2 separate regions of the Homo sapiens genome follow, and region 1 is linked to region 2. A link is an interaction called in ENCODE POLR2A ChIA-PET data of the cell type or tissue named here. Cell type or tissue: PC-3. All regions are shown on one strand. Each heading gives the region's core, and the rest is flanking DNA. Links, peaks and the distances in the headings are about the cores only.

Evidence for each region. ChIA-PET counts read pairs that join two places held together with the same protein. Peaks named below come from ENCODE experiments on the same cell type or tissue, not always from the same donor. Only the 100,000 strongest peaks of a DNase experiment are listed, where the experiment ranks them.
Region 1: POLR2A ChIA-PET joins it to region 2 with 5 read pairs; 2 of 35 experiments call an interaction of 5 or more read pairs at or near these places.

What each region holds. Positions count from the first base shown.
Region 1 is chr6:56,788,678-56,804,998 of GRCh38, reverse strand. All of the region lies in intron 4 of DST (dystonin), which reads left to right. Among named protein-coding and RNA genes, the nearest start is that of DST-AS1, 47 kb to the left of the region's middle. In PC-3, for the core only: no CTCF peak of the experiment used is centred there; a DNase peak (open chromatin) is centred at 6,628; H3K27ac peaks cover 1,505 bases.
Region 2 is chr6:56,918,645-56,934,965 of GRCh38, reverse strand. All of the region lies in intron 2 of DST (dystonin), which reads left to right. Among named protein-coding and RNA genes, the nearest start is that of DST, 28 kb to the left of the region's middle. RefSeq lists an enhancer at 6,701-6,750. In PC-3, for the core only: no CTCF peak of the experiment used is centred there; no DNase peak of the experiment used is centred there.

The DNA of each region.
Region 1 (16,321 bases), core at 5,646-8,145, 130 kb after region 2:
AAATTAAAAATATGGAAATGATCTTTATATAATCAGAACACTCACAATTTTGTACCCTAAATGAAATTTAATGAAAAATTTAGAATTAAAAGGGATATAATTTTTACATCTTGTAAAGTGAGTTCAAAATTAGTTAAGCAACCTCAGCTTGAAATGACAGCTTGAAATGACACTATAGTAGCAAAACTTGCTGATTCTACTTTTTATGAATCAGTAATGGGCGAGAAGTGTTCTTGTATGTAAGGGATTACTGATAATTATTATCAACAGAATAAAGGCTTACTCTAACAAGATCTGGGGAGGATTATAGTTTGGCTTAATACAGTTATGTTCATTTCCTCTGTGCATATGTATTTAATGGAACTTCTTTAGCGTGGTCGTTAGAGCATTGTCTCTTCTATGATGTGGCCTTAAAAAATGTACTATTGCAGTGGAATTTTAGGTAAACCTGTATTGAGCCTCAGCAGATTTTAATTGTCAAAAGAGGCTAAGATATATTAAGATTTCTTTGGAGCAAGCAATATAATATTTCTTGTTATTTCTTTCTCTTTAAATCAGTATATAGTATCAATAGTAAATTTTAGTAATACCAAAACAGTTATCTCTGTGAAACTAGGGTCATAATTACCTTAAATTTTTTTTTAACATTTATTTTTAATCTTACTTAACGACAGCTTTTCCTAGAACTGTATTTCAGAGGCATTGCAATAACCTGGTTTTCAGAATTTGGAAATTGTGTAAATCCTTCTCATTGCAGAGTCACAGATGATCTCTCTGATTACCATGCATTCAATCCTTACGGTAAAAATCTAATTGTGGTTGGAGCCCTTGGGATGTTTTACTACTTAATTATGCAATATATACACCTTAGTGTATCCTGTGTCTTGGTAGTTTGATTTTGTAAATGAAATCTATGATTTAAACAGTATATTCAAATTTACGCAGTAAAGATAGCCAGCTAAATTGTAACAATTTGGAAGACTGAATTTGGTCATATGTTTGGTATTGAGGACTTTAGATTCAGTGAAATGGGGTGGTGACCCTTGACCTTTGTTCTTTGCTTTCATTTATGTGATGGGAAAGCTGCCTTCATTTCTAACACAAATCTTCCCTTCACTTCAAATCTCCCATTTTTGGAGATTGGGTTACAAAGAAATTGTATCTGTGCTTTTCAGATTTTTCCATGAACTACAGAAATTCCTGTGGCACTGCTCCCTAGGGAGTTGTTCTAAGCTTTAACAGAAGGCATCTTAGAATAATGTAAAAGGTCGGGGTTACCACAGTATTAAAGTATTTGAACTCTTGGTCTGTCAGGATGGGAGTTGACTTTGTTGGCCAGCCTGGTCTGCCTGTAAGATTCATATCAGGGGTTGTACGAGTTGGAAAAGCATCTCCTCATATCTTTTTTATTGAAAGGGAGCTCTGCCTCTGGCAGTGCAGAAAATGATTGCGTGAAAAGTTTGATAATTATATCAAAAGAAAATGGTGGTAGTTAGGTTAAATGGAAGATGCTTGTACTCACATGGTCCCATTAAAGGCTATTCTATTGTTTTTTTTCATATTTTGCAGTCTCCTTAACATTTAAGAAACTGAAGGTGTATTTAATCAATAGTGTCACTATGATAGATATTAAGAAAGAAAAAAACAACGCCGATGGAAAACTAAGCAAAGTTACCAAGTAAGATTGCAGCATAAATTTTAAAAGTGATTTCCCAAGGAATAGGCTATATCCAGACACTTGGCTAATATTATTGCCCTTGTTCTACAGTTAATGGTAGGTACGCTGTAGTATTTTAGGAGCACAGGGTTTTACAGTTTTGGTTCTGCCAGTTAACCTAAGATTGACTTTCCTCACCTGCAAAATATGGATAACATCCACTTCCCTGATTTTTGTGAGAATCAAATGGGATGATTTATGTAAAGCATTTAGCTCAATGCTTAACACATTAAAAACAGCCCCCAAATGGCAGCTATTATTGCAGATTTTCATCTCAGCTACAGTATTTTGGATTATTTGTCAGTACTGTACTATCTTTTAATGTATGATATTCTTTCTGTGTTCTGGGCCTTCTTAAAGTATAATGATTTCCCTTTTCTCGAATTGAATTTGACCTTTTCAAAAGTCTGGAATTTACTGAAGACAAAGAATTATCCAGTGCTTTATGAATGGGGATGTTTATATTGGTTTGGCTGGCTTCCAGGTGGCAAACAACATTCAAAAGCAGACATAAATTTTTCCCTTCCAAGAGGCCACATGGTGCTCCTTTCCTGCATCAGGCTCCCATGGATATCAATGGGTGTAATGTGTGTAAAGCAAGGGAAAGGTCTTGCTACTAAAAAGTAGGGCACTGTGCTATATCAGATAAATTAGTACGTTCCCATGAGCTCATGCTTTGTCCTAAAAGATGTCTTTGTCTTAATGTCCTGTTAGAGTCTAGCTGGCAGTTAGGAGTCAATATTTGATATAATTCTCAGTGGTTGAATCCTACTAGGATGTTCATAGTTTGTGTATATATGTATATATATATACATGTATAAAACTAGTAGTATTAAAGCCCAAACAAAAATATTTATTAAAATCTTACATGCTACACTTTGTTAAAGTGTTATTGGCTGAGTTTCCCGTTACCAAATTTAAAAGGTTGACTTACATTTTTTCCCTAAGAGTTTTAAGAAAAGTGGTACTTAAATTCATAGAGCTAAGAAAATTGTTGCTCATTGTCCATGGATATCAGAAAATATAATTTTGATTGTTTATAGAATTATAAAAATTTTAATAGGGTACTCATATTGTTAATTCCATGTCATCATTCTGCTAATAATGCTCAGATTATTCCTTAAATATAAAAATTAAATAGATGAATGAAAAAACAAAAAATAGAAATGGTAGTAGATATTAAGGAATTAGAAATTGGCTTTAGTTTCTCTCTTAATAATTATTATGTGGACGGCTGGGTGTGGTGGCTCACGCCTGTAATCCCAGCACTTTGGGAGGCTGAGGTGGGCCAATCACCTGAGGTCAGGCATTCAAGACCAGCCTGGCCAACATGTCCAAACCCCTCCTGTACTAAAAATACAAAAATTAGCCAGGTGTGGTGGCACATGCCTGTAATCCCAGCTCCTCGGGAGGCTGAGTCAGGAGAATCGCTTGAACCCGGGAGGTGGAGGTTGCAGTGAGCTGAGATCATACCATCGCGCTCCGGCCTGGGTGACAGAGCAAGACTCCATCTCAAAAAAAAAAAAAAAAAAAATTATTGTGTGACTTGTATTAGTAAGATTAGAACATTAAATACATTTTATATTATCACTTCTTTAGACTTACATTGTGATTTTTTTCCTTGGGGCTTCTCAAACATTATATGTAAGTCCTTTATGAACATGTCGAGTCTTTGGGTTCTCCATGTAGTTATAAAGATGAAGTTACATATTTGGCGGGTTGGGGTGGGGAAGAGAATTTTAATTCTCTCTGGACATTTTATAAGAGAAGACATTTTAGATCCTTGACTAGCTTGTGAATAATATGTATTAAGCAAATATACACTCCCAGTATGAAAACAGTTTATAGGGCCTTTTCATATTATTATCTTATTAGATATTCTCAGATAGCGGTATTTCCTCATTCTACAGCAAACAGACCTGAGAATCAGAGAAGTTAAATGTTTTGGTTAAATTTATACAAATGACCGTGCTTAAACAAGTATCTCCTGAGTGTAAGTGAAAAACAGCCTTTGAGACTGGGGAGATACGACAATTAAATGCATTGTCGTCCTGGATGAGATCCTAAAACAAAAAGAGGATATTAATGAAAAACTGATGAAATCCATATAAAATCTGGAGTTTATGTTTTAAAAAATGTGGCAAAGGTTAAAAATTCTTTGGGGCAACATAATGTAAAAAGTTTGAAGACAACCGAACAGATTAAAATTTTGCACATGTGTGAGTAGATAGGAGGTTTTTTTTTTTTTTTTTTTTTCTCCCTGAGACAATGTTTTGTTCTGTTGCCCCGGCTGGAGTGCATTGGTGTGATCATGGCTTACTGTAGCCTTGAGTTCCTGGGCTCAGGTGATCCTCCCATTTCAGCCTCCTGAGTACCTGGGGCTACAGGTGTGTGCCACCATGCCTGGCTAATTTTTTGTATTTTTTGGAGAGATGGGGTTTCACCATGTTGCCCAGGCTGGTCTCGAACTCCTGGGCTCAAGCAGTCCTCCCACCTCAGCCTCCCAAAGTGCTGGGATTACAGGCGTGAGCCACTATGCCCAACCTTAGATAGGAGTTTTTATTTTTTTTGTTTTTATTTTTTATCAGGTTGTTGCTATATACATGGCATTGTAACTATTAACACCTCTGAAAATGCTTCTCTACAACTTTTTGAAACTTGTTGAGTTTCTTGAATCTTCCACCAGACAAAACCTAATTTTCTGTTCTAGAGAGAGGCAGATTCTTTTTCGCTGGGGATGTTCTCATCCTAGGATATCAGAGGCACCATGGAGATTGGGGATAGGAGTTTTTCATTGTGCTATTGCTTTTCATAGAGAAACTTCAGAAACAAACTAAATGCTTATCAGTATTATAATGGATAAGTTAGTGATTGTATAGTTGGGCAATTATTACTATGTACAGTTAAGAAAATGAACTAGAATTATATCAATAGAGTTGACTCTAAAGAAATTGTTAGTAAATAAAGCAGGTTGCCAGTTAAAAACAAACCTTTGAATAACTTTCAAAACACTATACTATATGCACATGATTACAAAATCAAACAGTACAGAAGGATTTATAACGAAAATGAAGTGTTTCAGTTCCCCTTCTTCCCTTTGTCTACTCGGTTCCCACAGTCTATTTGGAATTATGTTTAAATGTGTCTGGTGGTTACAGGCATATCTTGGAGATACTGTGGGTTCAGTTCCAAACCTCCACGATAAAGCAGGTATTGCAATAAGTCAAGTCAGAGAAATGTTTTGGCTTCTTGGTGCATATAAAAGTTATGCTTGTATTATATTGTAGTCTATTAAGTGTGCAATAGCATTATGTCTAAAAGAATAATGTATACACCTTAATTAAAAAAGATTGTATTGGCTGGACGTGGTGGCTCATGCCTGTAATCCCAGCATGTTGGGAGGCCGAGGTGGGGTGGATCACTTGAAGTCAGAAGTTCGAGACCAGCTTGGCCAAGATGGTGAAACCCCATCTCTACTAAAAAAATACAAAAATTAGCTGGGCATGGTGGTGCGTGCCTGTTATCCCCGCTACTTGGAAGGCCGAGGCAGGAGAATTGCTTGAGCCCAAGAGGTGGAGGTTGCAGTGAGCTGGGATTGTGCCACTACACTCCAGTTGGGCAACAGGGCAAGACTCTGTCTCAAAAAAAAAACAAAACCAAACAAACAAAAAACACAAAAATGTCCTTATTGCTAAAAAAAAAAAATGCTGAAGGTCATCTGAGCCTTCAGCGAGTCATAATCTTTATGCTGGTAGAGGGTCTTGCCTTGATGTTGATGGCTGTTGACTGATCAGGGTGGTGGTTCCTGAAGATTTGAGTAGCTGTGGCAATTTCTTAAAATAAAACAACAGTGAAGTTTGCCATATCAATTCATTTCTTTTCTTGAAAGATTTAGCTATAGTATGTGATTTAAAAAAAAAAAAAAGAGAGATAGTTTCTTGCTCTGTTGCCTGGGCTGGAGCACAGTGGCACAATCATAGTTCACTACCACCCAGAACTCCTGGACTCAAGCAGTCCTTCTGCCCCAGCCTCTTGAGTAGCTAGGATTATAGGTGCAAGCCACTGGAGCCAGCCTGTGATGCTGTTAGCATTTTACCCACAGTAGAACTTCTTTCAAAATTGGAGTTAATCTTCTCAAGCCCCGCTGCTGCTTTATCAACTAAGTCCTATGTATATTCTAAATCTTTGTTGGCATTTCAATAGTGTTCACAGTGTCTTCACCAGGAGTAGATTCTGCCTCAAGAAACCACTTTCTTTGCTGATCCATAAGAAGCAACTCCTCATTCATTCAAGTTTGCTCATGAGATTGCAGCAATTGAGTCCCATCTTCAGGCTTCACTTCTAATTCTCTTGCTATTTCCACCACATCTGCAGTTACTTCCTGGACTGAAGTCCTCAACCCTTCAAAGTCATCCATGAGGGTTTGGAATCACCTTCTTCCAAACTCCTGTTAATATTGATATTTTGACCTCCTCCCATGAATCATGAATGTTCTTAATGGTATCTAGAATGGTGAATTTTTTGGTGAATTTTTTCCAGAATATTTTCAATTGAATTTACCCATATCCATCAGAGGAATCACTATTGATGGTAGCTGTAGCCTTACAAAATGTATTTCTTAAATAATAATACTTGAAAGTTGAAGTTACACCTTGTTCCATGGGCTACAGAACGGATGTTATGCTATTAGGAATGAAAAAAACATTGATTTGCTTGTACCTCTCCATCAGAGCTCTTGGACTAGGTACATTGCCAATAGCAGTAATATTTTGAAATAAATCTTTTTTTTTCTGAGCAATCTCAATAGTGAGCTTAAAATAGTTATTAAACCCTTCTGTAAACAGATACGCTGTCATCCAGGCATGTTTTTCTATTTATAGAGCATGAGCAGAGTAGTTTTGCGTAATTCTTAAGGGCCATAAAATTTTCAGAATGGCAAATGAGCATCAACTTCAACTTCAGCTGTATTAGTCCCTAATAAGTGAGTCATCCTGATTTTTGAAGCTTTAAAGCCAGGCTTTGCCTTCTCTCCAACTATGAAAGTCCTATGTGGCATCTCCAATAAAGAGATATCTATGGTATAGTCTTCCATTGGAAGACTGTTTTGTCCACATTGATAAACTGTTGCTTAGATTCACCTTCATCAATGATTTTAGCCAGATTTTATGGATAACTTGGTGCAGTTTCTGTATCAGCAATTGTTGCTTTGCCTTGAACTATGTTATGGAGATGGTTTCTTTCCTTAAATCTTACGAACCTACTGCTAGCTTCAAATCTTTCTTCTGCAGCTTTCTCACCTCTCTCAGCCTTCATAGAATTGAAGAGAGTTACGACCTTGCTCTGGATTAGGCTTTGGTTAAGGGAATTTCTGTCTAGATCACTGAAACTTTCTCCACGTCAGCAGTAAGGCTGTTTCTTATCATTCATGTATTCACTGGAGTAGCTTTTTTTTTTTTTTTTTTTGAGACGGAGTTTCGCTCTTGTCACCCAGGCTGGAGTGCAATGGCGCAATCTCGGTTCACTGCAACCTCCGCTCCCGGGTTCAAGTGATTCTCCTGCCTCAGCCTCCTGTGTAGCTGGGATTACAGGCACCTGCCACCACGCCCAGCTAATTTTTGTATTTTTAGTAGAGATAGGGTTTTGCCATGTTGGCCTCCTGACCTCAGGTGATTCGCCTGCCTCAGCTTCCCAAAGTGCTGGAATTATAGGTGTGGGCCACCATGCCCAGCCTGGAGTAGCACTTTTGATTTCCTTCAAGAACTTCGCCTTTGAATTTACAACTTGGCTAGTTATTTGGAGCAAGAGGCCTTGCTTTTGGCCCGTTTTGGCTTTCAACATGCCTTCCTCACTAAGCTTAATAATTTCTAGCTTTTGAGTAAAGTGAGAGATATGTGACTCTTCCTTTCACTTGAACACATAGAGGCCCTTGTAGGGTTACTAATTGGCCTAATCTTAATACTGTTGTGTTTCAGGGAATAAGGGGGCCTGAGGAAAGGGAGAGAGGCCAGGGGTATGGTGGCTGGTTGTTGGAACAGTCAGAACACACATTTCTTGATTAAGTTTACTGTCTTATATGGTTGTGGCTTGTGGTGCCCCAAAAGAATTTAAAGAGTAACCTTAAAGATCAGTGATCACACATCATCATAACAGATATAATGATAATGAAAAAGTTTGAATATTGTGAGAATTACCAAAATATAACACAGAGACAGGAAGTGAGCCCATGCTGTTGGAAAAATAATGCCATTAAACTTGCTTGACACAGGGTTGCCACAGTATGTAAAATGCAATATCTGCACAGCACAATAAAGCCAAGTGCAGTAAAATGGATATGCCTGTACTTCTGTATTCTAAATAAAATGCTTATGCTGTGATTTTTAGAAAAATATGCAAACTGCAGACATTTGCTCTTAATTCCTGTTAAAATAGATGAGGATTTACTCTGCTTATAGTCCCCTCCCTTCCTTTCTCTCTCCTTCCTTCCTTCCTCCTTCCTTCTCTCCCTCCTTCCTTGTTACGTTACTACAGTATATAACAATATTTATTTTTTAAAATTTAGTTTTTTAATCAGATTGTTTATGTAGATAGTTTAAAACTGAAATAATTCTATAAATCTTATTATGAAAATCTGCAGTTGCTTCTGTAGCCACTCACCCCCACCACTCCCAACCATTGCCTGCATCCTAGAGACAAGCATTTCACACTGCAGGCTGTTTCTTTTGATATTTAAATCATATCACTAGATAACAAATTTTTGGATCTACTTCTTGATTTTCTGTTTTGTGCCCTGTGTATTGGATTTCCTCTCTGGAAGAAGAACATTTAGCTCACTCTCACCGTTTCTACCACTAGACAGGTCATACTCTCCATTCTCTGTCTTCCCAATGTAGTTACCACATTCATTAGTCTAGATCACTATTCTTTGTCACATTATTGTGATTTAGTAAATGCTATTCACAGCTGAGTCATGAGTAAATTATGACTGTTTCTTTCTTGCATGACTTTCCTTGTTTGTGCTCTGTAGTTAATAATTGTCTTGCTTCTTTGCTTAGTTTTCTATGTATTTATCATAAATTCACCCCCAGTTGTTAACGTTATTTTCTCCAAACATTCAGACACATTAGGTATTGCATCTTTTTGGGTCTTACTTGCACAGAACCTTGTGAGCTGTTCTGTTTCGTTCTGTATGGTTGCCCCGTATCCCTGGGGCACAGATAACCATCACTCCGGGGTTGCTGTTTGCCTCTTTCTGTGTGAGATCCCTTTCTGCTGGATCCTGTGGTCTCAAGACTTGATTACAACCTTGTTTTGACAAACTGTCTTCTCTAGTAGTACCATGAGGAAAGATGCATGGAAGAGAAATTTTGTGTGTCCTGGAAAAATTTTTTATTGGTGCTCTTGCACTTAATTGGTACTATCTAGATTGGAAATAATTTTTCCTTTAGAATTTTGAAAGCGCTGATTGATCTGTTGTCTTCTGGGCTTTCATTATTGCTATTACAAAATCTCAAGATCATCCTCCCTTCTCTCTCCCTCCCCCACTCTTTCTTGACATTATAGGATTGTGATTCTTAACCCTGGCTTCACTTTAGAATTATCTGGGGACTTTGACCAAATCCTGGTATGAGAGATTTTGAAGTAATTGGTCTGGAGTGGAGCCCAAACATAGATATTTCTGAAAAGCTCCCTAGGTAATTCTAAGATGTAGCCAGAGTTGAGAACTACTGTTTTAGTGTCTTTTCTTTGTCTCTCATTGCTGAAATTTCTTGATGATATGCTATGATGTAGGTCCCTTTCCATCCGTTGTGTTAGGTACTTGATTGTTCCATTAATCTGGAAGTTTATGTTAATTTTGGTAATTAAAAATTTTATTTTCTCCCGTTCTTCTGATCTATTATTTTAAAAATCTTGTTATTTGTAGTTCCTCTGCTTGTCTCTCTGATTTTCTGTAACTTTTTCCTTTTGTTTACAGAGTGATTTCCTCAGTTTGATCTTCCATCCCTTTCACTGAGTTTTCCTTTTCTGTAATCCTATTTTAATTTTTCTGAGAATTCATTTTTTTGTACTCTAATTATTCTGCTTTTATGGACTCCTGTTTGTATTTAAGGATGCAGTATCTTCCCTCCTTTCTAAGGATATTAATAATTTTTTGTTAACTTTTTATCTCCCTTCCTTGCTCTGTTTCCTCTAAATTACTTTTTGAAAATCTGTTACTTGTTTTGGCCTCCTGGTTTTTCCTATAAGGGGCTTTGCTCAGAAGCCTTCCTTGGCTATGTACCTATTTATGTTTAAAAGCTAATTATGGACTCGCTATCTGTGTGGTGGACTTCTCAACCTTAGCCTTTACCATAGGATCTGGCTGGGTCATTGCAGTGGGGGAACTCCTGGGATCAGAATCTTGGGATCTTTTCTCTTGGGCTGGTCATATTCCTTAGAGAGTACTCTTTTCAACTCCACTTTTGGAAGCTGATTTGGCAGAAGATGGCTGGAGGATGACTTTTAGGATGTGAAGGCATGCTTAATTTGCCTTTCTCATTTATGTCTCTTGTCATGCTGATTAGAGCCCCTGTCTCTTTGACTCTCTCCAGAGAATAAACCTCCAGCCTCCTGGGGGTTGGGCAAGGGAGAGGAATCTCTGTCTTAGACTTGTCCTTTCTGTGTCAAGGCCCACCCCACCCCAGCTTTCATGGCTACCTGCTGCTATCCTTTTCTGGTGAGGTTTTTGTGGGGTTTCAAGGTATGAATCAGATTGCTTCTCTCAGCTTTCCTGGCTGCTGGCTTAGTGGTCACCTCTCTGTTGAGTCAGGTACAACTTGTTCTTGGGTTTTCCAGCTACCAAATGCCCTTGTTCTTCTCAACTCCTTTTCCTTTCTCCTTGTTGGTAAGTATGTACCCTAAACACAGATTCCATTACTGTCAACGTAATGTGTTTTCAGGAGAGAGTGGAGGTAAGCTAAAGGTCATCTACTCTGTATAATCAGAACTGAATAATATGATTGTGGTAAATGAAAAATAAAGAGATGGTAAAAGGCTTCAGATTGTCATAATGATTCTATTTTGCATGTCAGCTCTGAGGTTCAGTCGAAATACTTGGTGTGTATAATGTCTGCAGAAGCGTAGCAGTAACTCATACTTGGTGTTCTTTGGTTGGTGGCAGATCATGCTGCAATCAGTTGGACTGAAAGTTAAATTTGGAAAAGTTATTTAAACTCTTCTGTTGCAATGCAGGTTGACAGCCTGTATTAAAATAAAATGTTTGGTTTAGAAACCCTATAAACACTGTGTTGGTTTCAACCAAAAAAGCTTGACTTTTCTCCTTAAATCAGTCATGACTGTATTAACATTTAAAATACCATTTTCTTGGTACCATTTATACCTCAGCGATGTCACATAGAAAATTGAGAAATTATAACTCATTTTCATTCTTTTATTGTGCATTTAAAATATAAACTCTATAATGTAATGTTTCACTTTAAGATCTTTTTCTTCTTTAAGGGAATTGATAACATAGCACTTTAAGGAACTTTTAATAAAAATACTGTTTTTTGGTAAATTGATTGTATTATTATCCGAGACAATATGTACATTCTTCACTGCATGTTCATGCAAATTTAGAAACCCAGTCTGAAATTTGCTGCACTAAGAAAAAGCCAGATTAAAACTTTTTATACTACCAAAAGCAACCTTTAAAAAAATCTTGTTTTTCTTTTCAAAAGCATAGTGTTCTTGTCTGTCTTAGGACCTCTTTTGTTAGAATTCTCTGTGGGTAGTTTAAGAGAACAACATTTTATTTTGAAAAACTTAAAGTCTACAGAAAAGTTGAAAGAATAGTTATACAAACCCTATGTATACCTGTCACCTTAGTTCACTGAGTGTTAACATTTTGCTGAATTTGTGCTTTCTCAGTTTTTTTTACTGAACCATTAAAATTTAAGTTTAGACATCATGACATTTTTGTCTCTAAATAATTAAGTATTTGTGTTGTCAGAATAAGGACATCCTCTTTACATAATCATAATACCATTTTCAACTCTAAGAAACAATTCTATGATACCATCTAACATACAATATGCATCCCTCCTGGATTTTCCCTAACCTTTAACTTCTAGCTCTTCCCCACCCTCCAGGACTCCAAGATGCAAATAAGGATTGCTAGAACAGTGCCCTCTCCTAACCTTTTGCTTTTTTTTTTTTTTTTTTTTTTTTTTTTTTTGAGACAGGGTCTCACTCTGTTGTCCAGGCTGGAGTGCAGTGGTGCGATCATGGGCTCACTGCAGCCTTGACCTCAGGGGCTCAAGCGAGTCTCCCTTCTCAGCCTCTGAGTAGCTGGGACTACAGGTACATGCCACCATGCCTAGCTACATTTTTGTATTTTTTGTAGAGATGGAGTTTCACCATGTTGTCTAGGCTGGTCTCAAACTCCTGAGCTCAAGCAATCCACCTGCTTTGGCCTCCCAAAGTGATGGGGCTAGAGGCGTGAGCTACCATGCCCAGCCAACCATTTGTCTTATATAATGTCCCACAATCTGGGTTTGTCTTATTATTTCCTTATGATTGGATTCAGGTTAGAACATTTGTGGCAAAATTATTACAGCAGTGATAGTGTTTACTTCTTATTGCAGCATATCAGGAAGCACATATCAGTGTATTCCATTAATGGTGGTGTTGAATTTGATCACTTAGTCAGGTGTGGTGGTGTACCCCTGTGTTCCCAGCTACTAGGGATATTGAGATGGGAGGATTGCTTGAGCCCAGGAGTTACAGGCCAGCCTGGGCAACATAGTGAGACCCTATCTCTTAAAAAAAAAAATCGATCATTTAGTTGAGATGGTATCTGCTAGATCTCTTCATTGTAAAAGAACCTGTTTTACTACTTTTTCTCTCCTGTAATTAATGGATAAATTGGGAAATTTGTACATGTCATGTTCCCCCAAAACCTTTTACCTAATAGTATTCCTTGATCCTTACCTGAATGAGTTATTAATATTTAATTGTAAAAATGGTGATCATTTCTTGTTTATTAGCTGGCTTTCTTCCACAAAGAAGAGCTTTCCCTCATCTCCTCCTTTTCTCTTCTTTAATGTCATTGTTGTCTCTTTAGAAAAAAAAAACAAAAAAACCTCAGTGTGTTAGAATTCATTATCATTGTGATTATTTTTGATGATTAAATTGTCCCAAGTTTGGCTAGTGGCAGCCTTTTGAAGTTGGCTTCTGTGTCCTTTTACCATATTCTCAGTAATCTTTAAGCATTTCCTTTGCTTTTTGGCACAACGAGATGTTTCAGGCTCACTTTGTGCTTTCCCTGCCCCAGAGTTGGAATAGATGATTTCTCTAAGAATTCAGTTTGTTTCAGTGGTTCTTCATATTTATAAATCAAGATTTGGGCACTAGATATGTTTATTGCTGCTGATTATGATTATATCCATACCCTTTCAATAGGAATATCTAGGAAATAGATAGCTTTCTTTTCTTTCTTTCTTTTTTTTTTTTTTTTGAGACAGGGTCTCACTCTGTTGCCCAAACTGCAGTGTAGTGGTGTGATCATGGCTCACTGCTGCACCCTCGACATCCTGGGCTCAGGTGATCCTCCTACCTCAGCCTCCTGAGTAGCTGGGACCACAGACATGTGCCACCACACTTGGCTAATTTTAAATTATTTGTAGAGACGGGATCTTCCTATGTTGCGTAGGCTGGTCTCGAACTTCTGGGCTCAGTGATCCTCCCACCTCGGCCTCCCAAAGTGTGGGGATTACAGGTATGAACCACTGCACCTGGCTGGGTAGCTAATTTTTAAATCATACATTTATTACTGATATTCGCTATTCAAATTTGATACTGTAGGTTTCTTTTTTTTAAACCTTCTCCCACTTTTATATCCCTGGTTCCCAGCAGTGAGAACTCTGGTTCACAACATTACTGTATTTATCTAATTGCTCTCACCTACAATATACACAATACAGTGTCTCAGTTACTATACCTATACCTTTACCAGTCTTATTTGTTTGTTTATTTGTTTGTTTTTTGAGACGGAATCTCGCTCTGTCACCCAGGCTGGAGTGCAGTGGTGCCATCTCGGCTCACTGCCTTACCAGTCTTATTTGGATTCAAAGTACAGAGATTAATTCAGGCTACTGGAAAATGATAAAGGATAAAGGATTCGTGTAAGGATACATAGTAGCATGGATCTAAAAGGTAGCTTCTGGCATCAGCTACTCTCATTCACCCACTCTCTTGGCCTTCTTTGTTGGCCTCTCTTTCTCATTCCATGTGTCTCTGCATCTTGTCTCTCACCTTCAACCTTTCTAAGTGGGAAGGAATTTGTTAGGTTGATTATTTACCCTCTAAGTAGCATTTCTGTTGGACAGCTTGTGATCCAGGTATCTTGGTCTTGTTGGCCAAAGTGTGGGCAATGGGGACTTCTTTTGTTCAAAACAACGGAAAGCTTTCTTGTATTTGGTCAGTATAATCACTGGGCACTTTTAGGTTTTATGGTCCAGTACAAACTGGTTTTCATTTTTCTTAGTATAGTGATAGATTTCCTTTACCCTGGAGTGTTTAAAGTTCATGAGTAATTTTGAAAATAAGGTAGTAAAATATATTTAATTTCCAGCTGCCAGCCAGAAAACTGTAGTCTATTTCTGAACAAATGAAACTCAGTACACAGACATATTTAGTGATTAATGACCTATTCTAAGAGGAAGCCTGAAAGGAGGAAGAAGGTGTGTTTTCTCCCTGGGCTGTGAATGAGAAGATAAAGTAAGTATCCAAAGTACATAAATCTGATATTCTGAGATTAATAATAGGCTTTATCTGGGGTAGGTGTTAGTGACTGAGAATTAATAAGACAGTTTTTAAAATGTAGCATGCATAGTGAAAAGAACACAGGCTTTCAAATATGACAGACTTAAGGTCCACATTTGGCTTGGCTCATTCAAACTCTGTGACACTGGGCAAATTACCAATGTACTCTGAGCCTCAATCTCCTCTTTTGTAAAACGGGCATGATAAAACTTACTATCTATCATAGTAGATAGTAACTATATAAATGAGAAATCACAGATGATTGGACAGTTAAAAATTTTTTTTTTTGCTTTCTGGCAAGAAAAATTCCGGCTCTGGAGAAATAATGGGAAAGTCCCCAGTGTCAGCAAAGGAAAACATGTCCAGGAAGGGTAACAGAAGGAGAAGTATGACCTGAAAACCTGGGAGCAGTCTAGGCATGAAGAGAAATGAGCTCACCTCTTTGAGCTTCACTTTACTCATCTGAAATAAAAGAAGAGAGCATCCCTGGTAGAGACTGGAGTCTGAAATATCATGAGGTCAAGCTAGGAAGAGTTCCTGCTGTGTATGAATATTTGTAAATAAGCACAGATATTGTACATAGCAGCGTTATTTACAGTGGCCAATAGGTGGAAGCTAAGTGTCCATTGATGGGTAAATGGATAAACAAAATGTCGTATGTACATACAATGGAATATCTTCAGCCTTAAAAAGGAAGGAAATTCGGACACATGCTAAAGTGTGGATGAACCTTGAGGACATAATGCTAAGTGAAATAAGCCAGTCACAGAAAGACAAATATTGTATGATTCCACTTACATGAAGCATCTAGAGTAGTCATAGTCACAGAAGCAGAAAGTTAAAGTGGTAGTTCCCAGGGGCTGGGGGAGAAGGAAATTGAGAGTTGTTTAACGAGTATAGCATTTTAGTTTTACAAGATGTAAAACTTCTAGAGATTGATTGCACAATAATGTGACTATTGTAAATATACTTAATGCTAATAAACTATACTTAGAAATGGTTAAGATGGTAAATTTTATGTTATAGTTACTTTACTGCAATTAAAAAAAGTAAGCACAGCATTTTAAAAGGTATCATTTGTATAATAGAGGTGTGTACATATGCATATATAACTATATATATTTTTTCAATTTTATTTAATTTTTTAGGTGCAGGGTTTCACTGTGTTGCCCAGGTTGGAGTGCAGTAGTGCAATTATAGCTTACTGTCACCTTGAACTCCTGGGCTCAAATGATCCTCCTGCCTCAGTCTCCTACGTAGTGAGGATACAAGTGTGCATGACAATGCCTGGCTAATTAAAAAAAATTTTTTTTATAGAAACAGGGTCTCACTATGTTGCTGAGGCTAGTCTCAAGGGATCCTCCATTCTTGGCCTTCCAAAGTGCTGGGATTATAGGTGTGAACCACTGTACCACTATATATTAATGGTTATAAAATACAAATATTTAACAATTAATCATATGTATTTCATATTGTACCATTTAAAACAATGTTTCTACTAAGACTAAAAATCATACAACCTTTCTGCAGGACAAGGTACAGATTCATGTTGACTCTGAAATTCCACTTTCAGGAATTATAAGGAAGCATGTGTACAAAAGTTTAACAAGTTTAATATAAGTATGCTTACAAAAGTTTAACATGATTCACAGTACTATTTGTAGTAATAGCAAAAAGTTGGAAGCAATCATAATTGCTCAGTACTGGAGAATTCATTAAGTAGGTTATGGTACATTTATCAACTCATTGGGATGGAGTATTGCAGAAATGTATCTTGACATTGAAAAATATCTAGACTGTTAA
Region 2 (16,321 bases), core at 8,709-11,208:
CTTTTTAGATATATTTAGTTAACTCTTTTTTACCTAAGTTGCTCAAAGAAACACTAGTAAACTCTTTTAGTGGACATCAATATTTGGCTTTGGAATATGTTACAATATTTTTTAAAGAATATATAGCTTCCTAATTTTTTTTAAGAATAATATTAAAATTATTTTGTGTTTTCTGAGTATATGTTAAACTGAGAGTTGGAAGTTATTGGAAGGGTCAGCCTAGAGGCATCCTTAATGTCAGAGGGCAGCCAATCTGAGATAGTTCACAAAACCAATGATCTCTCCATTTTGGTGATGGAGACATTAGTGTGCCTTAATTCTCTCTCTCCATGTCATATTCTCTCTCTCTCTCTCCCCTCCTTCTCTCTCTCTCACGATATATATATATATATATATATATATATAATATAATATATAATATGTATATTTTATATGTATATAAAAGTGCACTAGTGGGCTGATGATTGACAAATTAGTAAACTGTCCCCCTCTTGAGCTAACGCATTTCCAGGCAGTGTGCTGGAATTTATAAGCCCAGACCATAACAAAAGTGATTTATTATTGTTAGCTTTCCAAATTAAAAAAATAAAAACTAAGTAGAAAAGCAACAGTTGCCATTTTTTGAGGGTCAAGTATGTGTTATGCTAACAACCCCCAGTGATGGGCAGATTCTATTAGCCCTTTGGTAGGGGCTGAGGAGGGGGAGAATTTGAGTTTAAGTCTGTTGTTTTAGCATCCCATCTTAAAAAGTGTCCCTGTTTGAGGATAAATTGCAGTCACCTGGTGAAGGCAATCGCTAGAAAGATGAGTAGCATCTAATTAAATAAAATGTTCTACTTAGGAGGCTGAGATGGGAAGATTTTTAGAAGCCAGGAGTTTGTGACCAGCCTGAGCAGCATGGTGAGATCCCCATCTCTAAAAAATAAAAAATATATATATGTATATAAAATAAAACAAAATGTAATAGTGACAAATGTAAAAGCCCTTAAGCCAGAGACAATGTAGGAATTGGCTCTTACAAAAGCCTGTTATCTGGTTTCCTTGGCTTTGGGTTTCAGTTCACTTTTTATGATACTGTTGGCAGAGTAAGCTATCTGAAATAAGATCTGATCTTCCACTCCTTTTGCTTAATGGCTTTTCTTTGCTTAATGGCTTCCCGTTGCTTACAGGATAAGTACACCCTTTCTTGGTATCAGCTCCCACATACCTCTAATGCACACCTTAAACTCAAACAAGACCCAGCTGCTTGGTTCCCTACCCCATTCTGTTTTCATGCCATTGCTCATGCTGGAACCCCTCTATTCTACTTTTTTGTTGTTGTTGCAAACTCCCATTTCTACTTAAAAATGAGGATTAAACATCATTTTCTTCCTTTCTTTATCTCACATTCTTCCCTTAGTCTTCCTGGACATTCTCCCCTCTTGTTATTGAACTGAACTAACTGGGGCCTGCTCACCTGGCACGGTAAGGCCAAACATCCACACTGAGGTTTGCAGTGGAAGAAAGGAGGGCATTTATTTGCAGGGTGCCAAGCAAGGAGAATAGTGCAGCTTATGCTGAAAGACCTGATCTCCTCAATGGCTTGCAAGTCGAGTTCTTAAAGGCATGGTTAAGTTTTAGGAAAGCAGAAGTTACAGACAAAATCATAAATCAATATGCAGAGGTTACACATTGGTTTGGCCTACAAAGGGTGGGATATCTTGAAGTGGGGGCAGGTCATAGGTAGATTAAAAGATTTTCTGTTTTGCAATTGGTTAAGGAAGGGAAGCTTTGTTTAAGATCTGGGTCAGCAGAAAAGATTGTTAGCTCTGGTTTCTGGTGTGACTTCTTTCAGGACCATCAGGAAGAAATTTACAGCAAAGAGAAGTGGTCAGAGATCAGTCCTCAGTTCCTCCTATCTGAGGTCTACATGCTGTTCGGTGGGGGTCTGGGTTTCTGAAAAACAACTCAGGAACATATGTTAAGATTTTATCTTTACTTTCTATAGAGAACCAAACATTGTATTATTTTAACTTCCTGGGAGATTGTTTTAAGCTACTATTACCTTCTTGCTTATCTAGTTGCTCATTTATTTCTCAGGGAGACCTAGGTACCTGGAAATTCCCTTGAAGGAACTCAGGATTTTCTATTATTTCTATGCTTGGGACCCACAGACCCCTAAGAAGTGTCCCTGCTCCATCTCACTCTGGGACTGGATGAGGGCACCAGATATGGGGATTTACACACCAAGGCAGGTGGTATGTAATTTTTATCTTGTATCCATAGCCTTGTGTGGCATCTGGCATGGAATAGGCACTTACTATTTGTTGAATATTTGATGTTGGCTAAATATTTGATGTATATAGGAATGGAATTAAGTGAGTAAACTAGAGTTACCAGGCATATTTGAGAAAATACAGAGTAGTTGAACTTCAGTTCAGCTGTTTTCCCTCCTCCTTCTCTCCCACCCTTCTCTTGCCTCCCGGCTGCCTGTTCCTCCTATGCCTGTTCTGTGGCTTTCCAGAATACCCTGGTCAAGGAATTGCTCTTCCCTTAAATGCCCCTCTATTAGTCCACTTCCATTCTGCTGATAAAGACAAACTTGAGACTAGGTTTGGAAGACTTTTTCTGGAAGAAAAAGAGGTTTAATTGGATTTAAAGTTCACATGGCTGGGGAGGCCTCAGAATCATGGCGGGAAGCAAAAGGCACTTCTTACATGTTGGTGGCAAGAGAAAATGAGAGAGAAGCAAAAGCAGAAACCCCCCATAAAACCATCAGATCTCCTGAAGCTTATTTACTACCACGAGAACAGTCTGGGGGAAACCACCCCCATGATTCAAATTATCTCCCACTGGATCCTTCCCACAACACATGGGAATTATGGGAGTACAATTCAAGATGAGATTCGGGTGGGGACACAGAGCCAAACCATATCATTCAGCCCCTGGCCCCTCCTAATCTCATGTCCTCACGTTTCAAAACCAATCCTGTCCTCACATTTCAAAACCAATCATGCCTTCCCAGCAGTCCCCCAAAGTCTTAACTCATTTCAGCATTAACCCGAAAGTCCAAAGTCTCATCTGAGACAAGGCAAATCTCTTCTGCCTATGAGCCTGTAGAATCAAAAGCAAGCTAGTTACTTCTTAGATACAATGGGGTTACAGGTATTGGGTAAATACAGCAGTTCCAAATGGGAGGAATTGGCCAAAACAAAGTGGTTACAAAGGCCCATGCAAGTCCAAAATCCAGCAGGGCAGTCAAATTTTAAAGCTCCGAAATGATCTTCTGTGACTCCAGGTCTCACATCCAGGTCACACTGATGCAAGAGGTGGGTTCCCATGTTCTTGGGCAGCTCCACCCCTGTGGCTTTGAAGGGTACAGCCTCCCTCCTGGCTGCTTTCACAGGCTAGTGTTGAGTGTCTGCAGCTTTTCCAGGCCAACAGTGTAAGCGGTTGGTGGATCTACCATTCTGGGGTCTGGAGGTCGGTGGCCCTCTTGTCACAGCTCCACTAGGCAGTGCCCCAGTAGGGACTCTATGTGGGGGCTCTGACCTCACATTTCTCTTCTGCACTGCCCTAGCAGAGGTTCTCCATGAGTGCCCTGCCCCTGCAGCAAACTTCTGTCTGGGCATCCAGGCATTTCCATACATCTTCTGAAATCTAGGCGGAGATTCACAAACCCAAATTCTTGACTTCTGTGCACTCGCAGGCTCAATACCACATGGAAGCTGCCAAGTCTTGGGACTTGAACCCTCTGAAGCCACAGCACTCTTTGGGGACACAGAGCCAAACCATATCAGCCCCTGAGCTTCCAAAATACCCTTTGCCTTTCTTTCCCAAACTTCTACCCTCAACTCCAATCAAAATGCCATTTCTTTACTGAGGAATGCAGCTAGATATAATTAGGAGATTATCACATCAACCTAATTTATGCCAGGCTATAAATGACTGACAGTGAGGCAGCAGGAAGTGTTTTGATTTTGAATTCCACAATATAAGTGATTGATTTCGTGTTCAAATTTCTGACTGTGTATATAACCTTCTCTTTCACATTGTATATTAATGACATCCTAAACATGTTTTCATGCAAGGGTTTTGGATTTTGTCATGCAATCGTGACAAAGGAATATTCTGAGAGCTGCCTGCCTGTAACCAGTTTCAGCAACATTGCTGTCTTTGTTCAGCAGCATTTGTGCAATTATTTGAATATTTTATTGCTTTTTCATATCTTTCTTATATAAATGAATGAACACTAGAAAAATTACTGATAATGCTGGTGATGGGAAATTAGGTCTTATATAGCAATTCACTTCAGATAAAGATATAAAAAATCAGGTGAGCCAGAAAGAAGAAATTCTTAGCTTCAAGTGGATACTCTCTGAATTAAAGCCCGTCTAGAATCTGTTTTATTGGTAGGAAAAGAAGCAAAAGCAAGGAACTGTATGGAATTCTGGAAATCTATCATTGAATATTGTATACAAAAAGGAAGATATAACTAAAGATTTTTAATCCTATATTTTAGTTTTTGGGCCCTGAAATCCAGTTTCTCATGAGATTCCTACACATTTCATTTTTTTGTGTGTTTTCAAGAAAACATTTTACACACAAGACAGGCTGCTGATAAAAGGTTAGGAAAAATGCCTGGGTTTCCTTCAAGCTGTCCCTTCTTCGAAGTCATTAATTCTTGCCTTAGATCTTTTCAACAACTGGAATCTAGGTAATAGCTTTGCTGCAACTACTTTAGTAGATCCCAAAGTTAGGGCCCTGAAAAACCAAGATACGGCATAGGCCTGTTGGCTAGGCACTGAGTGCTACAAGATGAGGCCAGAGGTCTGCAAACCATCATCACCTTCCTTACCTTTTGGTGTCCTTACCCATACACAATTACCAGATCCTGGAGGCTAGCTCACTTTGTGCCATTAGTTCTGAAGGGCTTGGTCTTATTAACCCAACTGAGAGGAGCTTCTGTCAGAAACTTAAATGGAATACAATCAAGTTGAATAAGACTTGTCTCTACCTTTGAGGAGTTCTCTTTTCATTTCCTTTATCTTACAGTGATGGGTGATCAGATAAGAAATGAATCATTCATTGAATTTAGTGTTGATGCTCTTTTCTTCTCTTGATGCTTCTTTTCTTCTCTTCTTTGGCTATGCCTGCATTTATCTGAAAGTTTTCTATACGTTTTATATAGAATTAAAGGTAAATTGGGTTTATTAACATTTTATATATGTTTTGTATAGAATTAAAGGGTAAATTGGGGGATTAAAAATTTAGTGTGGCAGCCTTTGCTGTTATTGTTTTTATTTGTTTGATTTTTGAGAAGGTAAAACATTTACGTGATTCAAAAATCAAAGCATATAAAAGTATATCAGTGAGAATTCTTTATCTCATTCTTGTTTTTTATTTCTGGAAGAGGAAATCTAAGTAATGACTATTCTTAGTTTCTCTTAAATCCTTTCATTATTTTTCCATACACAAGGAAATAAAAATATATTTTATTTTACCCTTTTTATATGGATAGTAGTATATTGTATACACTGTTTTGCATCTTGTTTTATTCACTCAATGTATCTTGAAGAGCTTTCCATAGAGAAATACTTCTTTTTGTAGGTGCATAGTATTCTATTGAACGCATGAACATAATTTAGCTAATCATCCGCCTATTAATGTATTTGGGATTTTTCTAATCTTTCATTATTACAATCAATGCTGAAATGTAAAACCTTAGCCTTTTACATGTGTGCAAATGTTATCTGTGGGATAAATTCCCAGAAGGAGAATTATGGAATCAAATATTTACATATTTTGATTTTGGTAAATATGATCACATGGCCATTTACAATGGTTTATTTTAATTATCAAAGCTTCATAATATGTTCTAGTCCTCCCTTATTGGTATACTCTTTTAGTTGTATTCTTTTTATTCCTATGTGAATATTAGAATTGGGTTGTCTAATTCCAAAGGAAAAAAAATCAGTATTTTTGTTGAACATGTTAAATGTGAATTTTATTAAAGGATAAATGGAATATTTATGATTTTTAGTTTTCCTATCAGTAGGTATACTTTTCTGTTAGTTCAACTCTTCTTTTTTGGCAGAGTTTTTTTCATGTATTTCTTCCATATTTCTTGTAAAAGTATATCTAGTATTTTATTTTGGTTGTGATTAAAAACAGGTCTTTTTTACATTATGTCTTCCGTTTGTAGTTTCTGTAAGTGAAGCTATTGGTTTCATTATCTTAATCTTATAATCTGCTAACTTATCTTACTGTTTGTAGTGGATTTTATTATAGTAGAATCTCTTGGGTTTTCCAAGTGTAATAACATATCATCCGCAAATAGTGATTATTGTATATCCTCTTTTCCAACTTTTGCATTTTATTTATTTCTCTTGTATAATTGTATCGGCTAGGACATCCAGCAAAATGTTAAATAATAGAAATAAGAGTGAGTACCTTTTTCTTGTTTCTGACTTTATTGGGAAAGTCTCTGATGTTTCCTTAATTAGCATAAGTGGGCTTTTGGGTTGAGATAAATCTTTGCTGGTCATTTACTCTTGGTCTTCCAGCTTCACCTCACCTTTCTATTCTATACTCTCTGGTGTTGGGGCTGGGACTCCTTTGATAGCACAGTGGGCTGCGTCAATAGGGGGCACTGGAGGGGGTTTGGAAAATGATAGCACTTTCTGGTGGGCTCTGCCAATACGAGGTACTAAAGGGAGCTTGGAAAGGGGAAGTGGGGAGAAGCACTCCCTGTCTCTCTTGCTCTTCCTGTCAGAGGTGCCCCAGTAGGGGTATCTCACCTCAGCTTTATGTATTTATTTTTCTAGATTGCCAGAGCCAGCCTCATCACTCCGCCTTGTAGGTACCAGCAGCAGCTAGGCAGTGCTCCCACCTCAGAGGTATAAGCCCCAACTCAGATGCACTTCCCTCCTCTGAGCTCCTAAAGAACTAACAGCAGCTGAGCAGCTGAGCAGTGCCCCCTTCTCACAGGTCTGAGCCCCAGCTTTGTGGGGCCCTTCCTTTGAGCTCCCATGATCTTGTAACTTAATCTCATCCTTTGGAACCCCTCAAACTGGAGGTGGTAGCTGCTTCCTTGCATTTATGGTCTGCAGGTTGCTCAGTGTCCTAGTTTTGCTGTTCTAGTCCTCTAGTACCTGTTTAAACAATTCTCTTTTTTAAATCCCTCCTGTTGAAATATCTAATGTGCTTTCTGTTTTCCTGAAAGGACCCAATCCTGAATGACTCATGCATTCCTATTTTATTGAACATTTTTGTCAAGATCAGTTGCTCATTTTTTTCTAATTTTTTTCTCTTCGTCAAAGGGGGTGATTGTATGGTTTTTCTTTTTAGACCTGTGAAATATAATAGGAACTTTTCTAACCCTAGACACTTCTAGACACTTCTAGAATTTCTGTAACAAATCTCCCTTCATCATATTGTATTCTTTTAATGCACTACTGATTCTACTTGCTGATATTGTAATTAGGATTTTTGTATTAATATTTATATCTGAGATTGGTCTTAATTTTTCTCTTTCAGGGAAATCCATGTCAGGCTTTTATTTCAATGTTATATTTGCTTTATAAAACCTTTGGATCTCCCACATTTTTGCTAATCTCTGGAAAAATTCAGATAGCATTTAACATTAACATTTCCAGGCTTTTGTTGTTGTTTTGTCTTGTTTTTATTTTTTAAGATTTGGTAGCATTGCCTTATGAGACTCTGGGTTGGGTACTAGTTTGGTATCATATAATGGGAAACTTATTTCATTAAATGAATCCAGAAATGACTAATAGATAAAATGATGTTTGTGTGTTCTGCATTAGCTGAGCTAGTTAAAAAAAAAGCTTTTTTGGCTACCAGCATTAGTTTAGATCAAACTGTGAAACAGGCAGCATGTCTCTGGTGCCCTTTTTATCCTTTAATTATTGTACATATGCATCTAATTAATTCTCCCTCTTACCTGCTCTTTTCCCTCCTATGCTGTTGCCAGTCTCTGCTGAAGTTACCTACTGATACTGTTTTTGGAGGTATGACTCTGCATATAAATATTTGCATTTTCATAGAATTATGAATATGCTCTTGGCAGAATCTTGGGTCCTGGTGCTGTATGTTTTGTGTCCCTTCTTCCTTCTAAGTTCTTCAAGTACATGTATTCCTGAGGTGAAGCATAAGCGTACCAGTTTGAGGAGAGCATATCCTCCCATTGACTTAGTTACACGATTTAATAAGCTCTACACTCAGGAACCTTAGAGAGCCTTCAGTCTTCCTCTTAATAAAAAGAGGGTCGCCACTTAACTACCTTTAGTGTGAGTAAAGGAAAAGGTGGAATAACACCTGTTATTGTGAACTCATCGCTAGCTGCCTGGCTCATCATTTCTTTTCAGTGCCTTCATGCATCCTCCTCTCTCTGACCAGCAGGTCTTTCCTTGACTTTGTCCCTGTTGAATCCTCACTGGTTTTTGAAGCGATGGCCTTGGCTTCCCTCACACAGTGGTTCCTCCTTCCCCTCAGGAACTGACCCCCTCCTCAATTTCCCCTTACGGTCTCCTGAGCTTACTTCTATCATGTTACCATTATTGCATTGTTTACTTATAAGTCTGTCTCCTTCACCAGGCTGGTTGCTGCTGAGGGTGCATTCCATGTTTATTCTCTTTTGTTTCCAATGCTTAGCTCACTGCTGTATATATAGTAGGTTTCAAAATATATTCGTTGAATTACTGAATAAATGAGACCCAACAAAAAGTGGAGAGAAAGAAAGATGAGTGGCAAATGGGTAAATGGACTCTGTAGGAACTTTTAGTACCATGCTCCAGACATGTTCCAGATGCTAAAAAGGTTTTTTTTTTAAATCCACCTGTACTATATGAAAAGTAAACATAGTGTTTCATTCAGAGTGAACTTAATTTATATTTGATTTATGTTCACATTGTGGATGCTTTTCTGGCAACACACTTTCTACATCTGCTTACTCGAAGGCATATATCAGAATAAGTCAGAAAGACAGTTTCAAGACTATGAAAGTCTAAAATCCTCTGGTAGCTTTATAGTAATTTAGCTTTTGGATCGGGAAATTTTGGTTTATTTTTCCTGCATCAGGAAATTATGTTCTGCTTCAGGAAATGATGATAGTAGAGATAAGGGAATCAAAGGGATTAATAAGGGATGCTAAAAATAGATTCATTGGGAGATAAGATGACCTGAAAGCAGAGGATTAAATTGAGGGGGTTGAGGGAAATAAAACCTATTTCCATGATGCTTCCACTTGGAAAGGATAAATATAAAGAGAACTTGGGATTATGTTTAGCTTGAATGTTTTCCCATCTTGAGCTGCTGGAAAAATTCTAATCGGCAAGCTGTGTTCGGAAGACAAAGAGAGGAATTTAGAATTCTTTGGAACTGCTTTAGCCACCAAAATTATTCTGAACTGTATAAACATTGTGATCCCTTTTCCCACTCAAAATGTAGATATATAAGAAGGCCAGTTTTTACCTGTAAGTCAATGTGGGTGCCTATCTCTTTTCCCTGTTTCTGCCATCTCTGCCAGGGGCAGAGTGTGCTTTAACTCCTGACTGCTGGCTTTGCCAATCTCCATAGGGTCTAGGTGAGAAAAGTCATATGCTCCCTATTAATGTTATTTCGACTGTATGTTTTTTAAAAATAATTGATTGGCCTAGCATTATTATGCTAAGAAAGCTTTTTAAATGGACTGACCATGGAGATGCTCAAATAGATGATTTTTAATCCCTATGAAAAAAAACAACACTAGTGTGATGTTAGCCAGTTCCATCAAAGTTTGGCATGAGATGGAATGTCCTGATCCTCTTCCTCCTATCTTATTAAATTAAAGAAATACTTTTATTAAAGCAAGCATTTGTGATATGGATTTTTCTTTAAACTCAAATGACCACATATAGAACTCAGTGTCCCCCTCCTCCCCATCTCTTTCCTACTATGCTGTTGGTAATGTACTTTTCAGTCCTTTGTTACAGGTGTTCTAATTATAAAAGGAATAAGCTGGATTAAGTAAATTTCCATAGCACAGGAAAGTGGCCTCTAATTAAGCCTATTTTGAATTTTTACTGTGAATGAGAAGTTACTTAGGAACATTTTAGGGGACACAACATAGGGTGAAATGAGAGATCTCTCCTGCACTGTGGATGGAGAGTCACTTATTCAAACACATATGTCACTTATTTTAACTTAATCATAAGAAGTATGGGCTTCTTGTGATTAAGTTAAAATAAGTGACATATATGTTTGAAAATTAGAAATGATGGCTTTGTATGTTTCCAGTACCAAAAAAAAACTAGCTCTCTTTCTGTGTTTAATTTATTGCCTTGGTAAAATTTCCTTCACCATAAGAGAATATTAGTAGAAATCGAAGATGACCAAAGCTGAGAAGAAACCAATATAATTGCTTGTATCGGCAAGACACCATGCTCTCAGATTTTCTTGTTTAAGCATATTAAACCTGTCCTCAGGCTATCTTTGAACACAGAAAAGCTGAACTGTGTGTGTATGTATATACATACAGATAAACACAAATATAAATATTAAAAAATATATAACATCAGTCTCCATCCATTGGTGAGCTGGAGCTGGGGATCAATATGCATATAACTGGCTCTCCAGGGAGAGCTATCTGATAGGGAGCTATATCAGCTAGGGAGAGCCAGTTTTATGTTTATCGTTCCAACTCTGCGTTCAGTGATATCATGGCCATGATGGGAGTGTTTATACCATGAATTTTGGCAAGCACTATGTGATGGTTAATTTTATGTGTCAACTTGGCTGGGCCATGGGGTACCCAGGTACTTGGTCAGACATTTATTCTAGGTGTTTCTGGGAGGGTTTTTTTTTGAGATGGTGGCTTGCTCTATCGCCCGGGCTGGAGAGCAGTGGCGTGATCTCGGCTCACTGCAACCTCCGCCTCCCAGGCTCAAGCGATTCAATTGCCTCAGCCTCCTAAGTAGCTGTGACTACAGGCATGTACCACCATACCCTGTGAATTTTTGTATCTTTAGTAGAGATAGGATTTTGCCATGTAGGCCTGGCTGGTCTCAAACTCCTGACCTAAAGTGATCCTCCCGCCTCAGCCTCCCAAAGTGTTGGGATTACAGGCATGAGCCACCATGCCTGGCCATAGGGAAGGTGTTTTTGGATGAGATTAACATTTAAACTGGTGGATTTGAGTAGACTGCCTTCCATAATGTGGGTGGGCCTCATCCAATCAGATGAAGGCCTTAATAAAACAAAAAGACTGACCTTCCCCTGAGTAAGAGAGAATTTTACACTTGAGTGCCTTCAGATTTCAACTGGAACATTGGATCTTCCTGCTCAATGGCTTTTGGACTAAAACATTGGCTTTACTTGCATCTCCTGAACCACTGGCCCATCCTGTAGATTTGAATTAACCAGCCTCCAAATTGCCTGAGCCAGTTCCTTATCTGTTTTGTTTCTCTGGGGAACTCAGACTAATACACCCTACATCAGGATTTTTTTTTTTTTTTTTTTTTTTTTGCCAGTGAGCCGGTTTACCAGCATCCACTCTCTCCATCTAATCCAGGGAAAAAAATCAAAATTCCCAAATAAGTACTTTCTGATCACTGTCTCTGTCTAAGCTAAGGAAAAAAATCAACAAGTCCCAAATAAAACTTCCTGGTAGGTAATCTTTTTAATATTCAGGCAGTTTCCTTCTATTCTTATTTTACTCAATTTTAAAATCAATAATTTCTCCTGAACTTAATTGAATTTTAAAAATTTAAGGGAATTTTTGAGGTACCTATTGATATAATTATTTCTCCTTTAATTTATAACTGTAGTGAATTACAGTAATGAGTTCCCTATTGAATCAGCCATGATTTCTTGGAATCAACTTTATTTAGTCTTGGAATATTATTATTTTAACTCACTTTGATAGTTCTGGCAAGATTTTATTTAGGACTTTAAAACTTATATGTTAGATTGATGTATACTTTATTTCCTTGAGTTTATCAAGTTTTGTTTTTAGATTGTGCTAGGATCTTTACATGAATCTAGAGTTATTTTTAGCTTCTTAATATTAATTTTAATTACTTTGAAACAATAAAATTTAGTAATGTTTAACAAGCACCCATTATAATTGCTAAACTGTGAAATCAGCATTATTTGTATCTGACCAGCTGTACAAAGCTCATCCATTTTTCTTTTGACAAAAGGTAGTAGAAATTCCAAACAATAAAGAAGAAACTACTCATTAAAAGTCATATTTGCTAATCTAGCACCATAATTCCAGTCTTAGAACCATTCATGCAGCTGGAAGGAGGATATGGAAGAGGTGAGAATACCAGAAATGTAAGGGTAGTTCTCAAATTGGGGCCCCATTTTGCTTGCTCTAAGGCAAAAAAAACAGAGGGTTTAGCAAAGAAGAAGGTCACTGAGGCTAGAGATGCAAACAAAAGCTTTTGGTTCAGATGGTAAAGGAGACCCTCAAGAGAGTAGAATCAGTGTATCTATAAGACAGTGCCTCATGAACTAGGCTCCAACCTTCTTGGCATCCAAGTCCTTTTTAATTTCAAGTTTTTTAGCCAGGTTTTGTATAGTATGCCATAGTTCTGAGCCAGTTACATTCCAACCACATTGCCCAAAGTAAATCAAAGCAGGACCTGGACCATGATGTTGGTAGGGAAGGTGAGGAGGGAACGAAGGGCGGCTGCAGCTCCATGGGCTGGCCTGATGAGAAAATTTTTATCTTTTTCTATTTCTTAGAATAATTTGAAAAATATAGGAATGACCTGTTGTAGGTTAGATAGAACTTGACTGTACACACATAGCCCTTTTTAACATAAGCAGTATGCTTCTGGAAATGGGAGTGCTAACTGAATCAGTGCATGGGAAAACAGAGATTTTAATAGTCAATGGGAATAGGAACTTATATATTTTAATGATATATATATATGGAGAAAGGATACATACGTATATATGTATGTATTTAAGGAAATAATTTCGTAAACAGCAATATAATAATAATTCAGTGCTGTGTGTTTAGCATTTAATGGGGGCTATGTGTGCAAAGTCTTTGTGCCTAGAACCTTTTTTCATGTTAGATCTTTCTCCTATCCTCTTTTGTATCTTCTATGGTTATAGTCCATTTAGATTTTTCTTCCTTTTTTATATGTTGGAGATAAATATACGAAATAACAAAAAGATCCTTTTCTGCCGGTAGTCTTCACAGTTTTGATTGCACCCCCACCAGTGAAATAAATTTGAGCATGCACACTCAATATGTATATGTATTTACGTATCAATTATATACATATACATATACACCTATTCTAATATATTATGTAAAACAGATTTCAACATGAGAAAAATGCAGTTAAATGTGCTTCATTATTTTAAAAAATCTTTAACACTATGTGAATTAGTAATTCAATGTCTGGTTTTAAAGTCAGTTTATTTTGATATTTGATTTTAGTCATTGCTATCTCAAAAAAAGATTCAAATGGAAGAAATGCATTGATAACTGCTCTTACTAATCACGATATTTGTTTTTCAAGTTCATCCATAGATTATGCAAAGTTATTTAAAAATAAAATTTACTAGCAAATTTTCATCTTTCTTGATGTCAACTGATTTTCTTATAATCTGAAGGTGTTGATATTTCTACTTTTAACAAATGATTACAGAACTCACTGAAGATCTGCATTTAGTTGGCTTTAAAACATATTAGAAAACTCTATTTTCAGATTTTAAAATCTGCAAAATTAGAGCTTTTCTAGATAATAAACCTATATTCTTTGGGAGGAACAGAATCACATGTTAGTAGAAATATATTCAAATTCATATTTTTGAAACGCTCTTTCTGTTCCAGAAATTTAAAAGAGCAGTTCCTTTCTCATTCATTGTTCAAATATCACCTTTATTTGTTTGATTTATTTGTTTAAAAATGTCTGCTGCTCTATTGGGCGTGGTGGCTCATGCCTGTAATCCCAGCACTTTGGGAGGTCAAGGTGGGAAGATCTCTTGAGCCTAGGAGTTCCAGATCAACCTGGGCAACGTAGGGAAACCCTGTCTCTGTGAAAAAAAAAAAAAAAAAAAAAAAAAAAATTAGCTGGGCGTGGTTGTGTGTTCCTGTGGTCACAGCTACTCCGGAGGCTGAGGCAGGAGAATCACTTGATCCCAGGAGGTCGAGGCTGCAGTGAGTGGTGATAGTGCTACTGCACTCCAGCCTGGGTGACAGAGCAAGACCTTGTCTCAAAAAAAAAAAAAAAAAAAGGAAGAAAGAAAGAAAAAGAAAAACCGCTGTTGATGGCATCTTGCTATTACTGAAAGTTAGTAATTTTGGAACTCTTGTCTTTCTATAAAATAAAGCTGCATAATTTGCTTTTAAATTTGGCAGTGCTTTGAAGTACTTTTTATAGACAACCAATGAAACTCCGTGATCCAAAAAATTTTTAACGGTTGCTCACTGTAGTAGAGACTATGAATTTCTACCAAGAATTATTCTTTTCTTTTTGTAATAGAAATGTCCTGGTTGTAGCTGGGCGCATGGTGAGCGAGCTAGAGACTTCATTTCCCAGCCTTTCATGCAGATGTGTGTGACTCTATGGCTAAGTTATGGCCGATTGGATATAAGTAGAGGTGATATATACACATTCCAGGTCAAGCCCTTAAAAGAATCAGCTTGCCTCCTATAGCCCCTTTCTTCTCATGCCTGGGAAGGAATTGTGGTGGTAAACTAGCTTCAACCCTGTGGGCAAGTAATATTGGAGGGGAAGGCTGAGCAGTGATAGAGTAGGATCTTGGGTTCTTAGATCCCTTGGTTACTGGATCTTATTTTAATAGCTGTACTTTTGGATCTCTTTGTTACAGTAGCTAGCCTGTATCTTACTACACTTTTTATCTCATTGCAATGCAGTGTAAACAGTCTATATATTTGTTGTTTTTATCAAAATTTTTATGTGTTTATATAATTGCTGTAAAAATAACCACATTGATTGAAGTGGTGCAGAGCAGAGTGTTTAGATATATATATCCTTCTTTTTTCCCGGAGACAGAGTCTCACTGCGTCACCCAGGCTGGAGTGCAGGAGTGCAATGGTGGGCTCTCAACTCACTGCAACCTCTGTCTCCGGGTTAAGCAATTCTTCTGCCTCAGTCTCCCAAGTAGCTGGGATTACAGGTGCATGCCAAAATGCCTGGCTAATTATTGTATTTTTAGTAGAGATGGGGTTTCACCATATTGGCCAGGCTGCCCTCAAACTCCTGGGCTCAAGTGATATGCCTGCCTTGGCCTCCCAAAGTGCTGGGATTACAGGTGTAAGCCACCTTGCCTGGCCCAAATATATATATCCAAATTTATGTAGGAGTTTAGTAAATAATAAAGATGGGCATTTGGAATCAATAGAGAGGCACTAATGGTTGTTAAAGTTGGGTGATAGGTACTTAGGGTTCTTTTTAAAATCTTTTTATATTTTGGAATTTTCTGTAATAAAAAGTTAACATATTTAGGAAATTAAAAAATGAATACAATAAATTCATTGGAGAAAGGATAGTTAAGTAGATGATGTTACCCACTTGGCAGGAAATAAAATTAGTTGTGTCTCTCACACTATACTTAAAAATTAATTTCAGATGGATTAAAATGTACATATGATTAATTCCAGATGGATTATAAGTGTACATTTACAGGATTTAAAAAAATAGAAGGTATAGGAGAATGTTTTATAATTTTGCAGTTGGGAAAAGCTTTCTAGGACAAACATTTAAAAGTCATAAAGGAAAAGATTGGCAGTTTTGAATAAAAGAATTCTAAACTTATGTACAACAAAATGAAAAGACAGATTGCAACCTAGGCAAAAATACTTGCTGCATATATAGTAAATTATTTTATTCATATTATATAAAAAACTTCTCAAATCAATAAGAAATACATATAAGTTGTACAAAAATGAGCAAAGCATGTGAACAGACAATTCAGAGAAGAAAATAATTCGGAGAAAAAAATGGCTTATAAAAATATAAAAAATAATTTAAAAATTCAGACAATTCAGAGAAAAAAATGGCTTATAAAAATATACAAAGATTTTTAACTTTACTAATAAATAACGCAAATTCAAACTCACTCCGTCACCCAGGCTGGAGTGCAGGAGTGTGCGATCTCAGCTCACTGCAACCTCTGTCGCCCGGGTTAAGCAATTCTCCTGCCTCAGTCTCCCAAGTAGCTGGGATTACAGGTGCATGCCAAAATGCCTTTTGTCCATCACATAGGCAACAGATATAAAGATTTATATTATCCAGTGTTGATGGAGATAATAGAATTAAAAAGGCACTTTCATAGTGTTGCTAGAAATGTAATT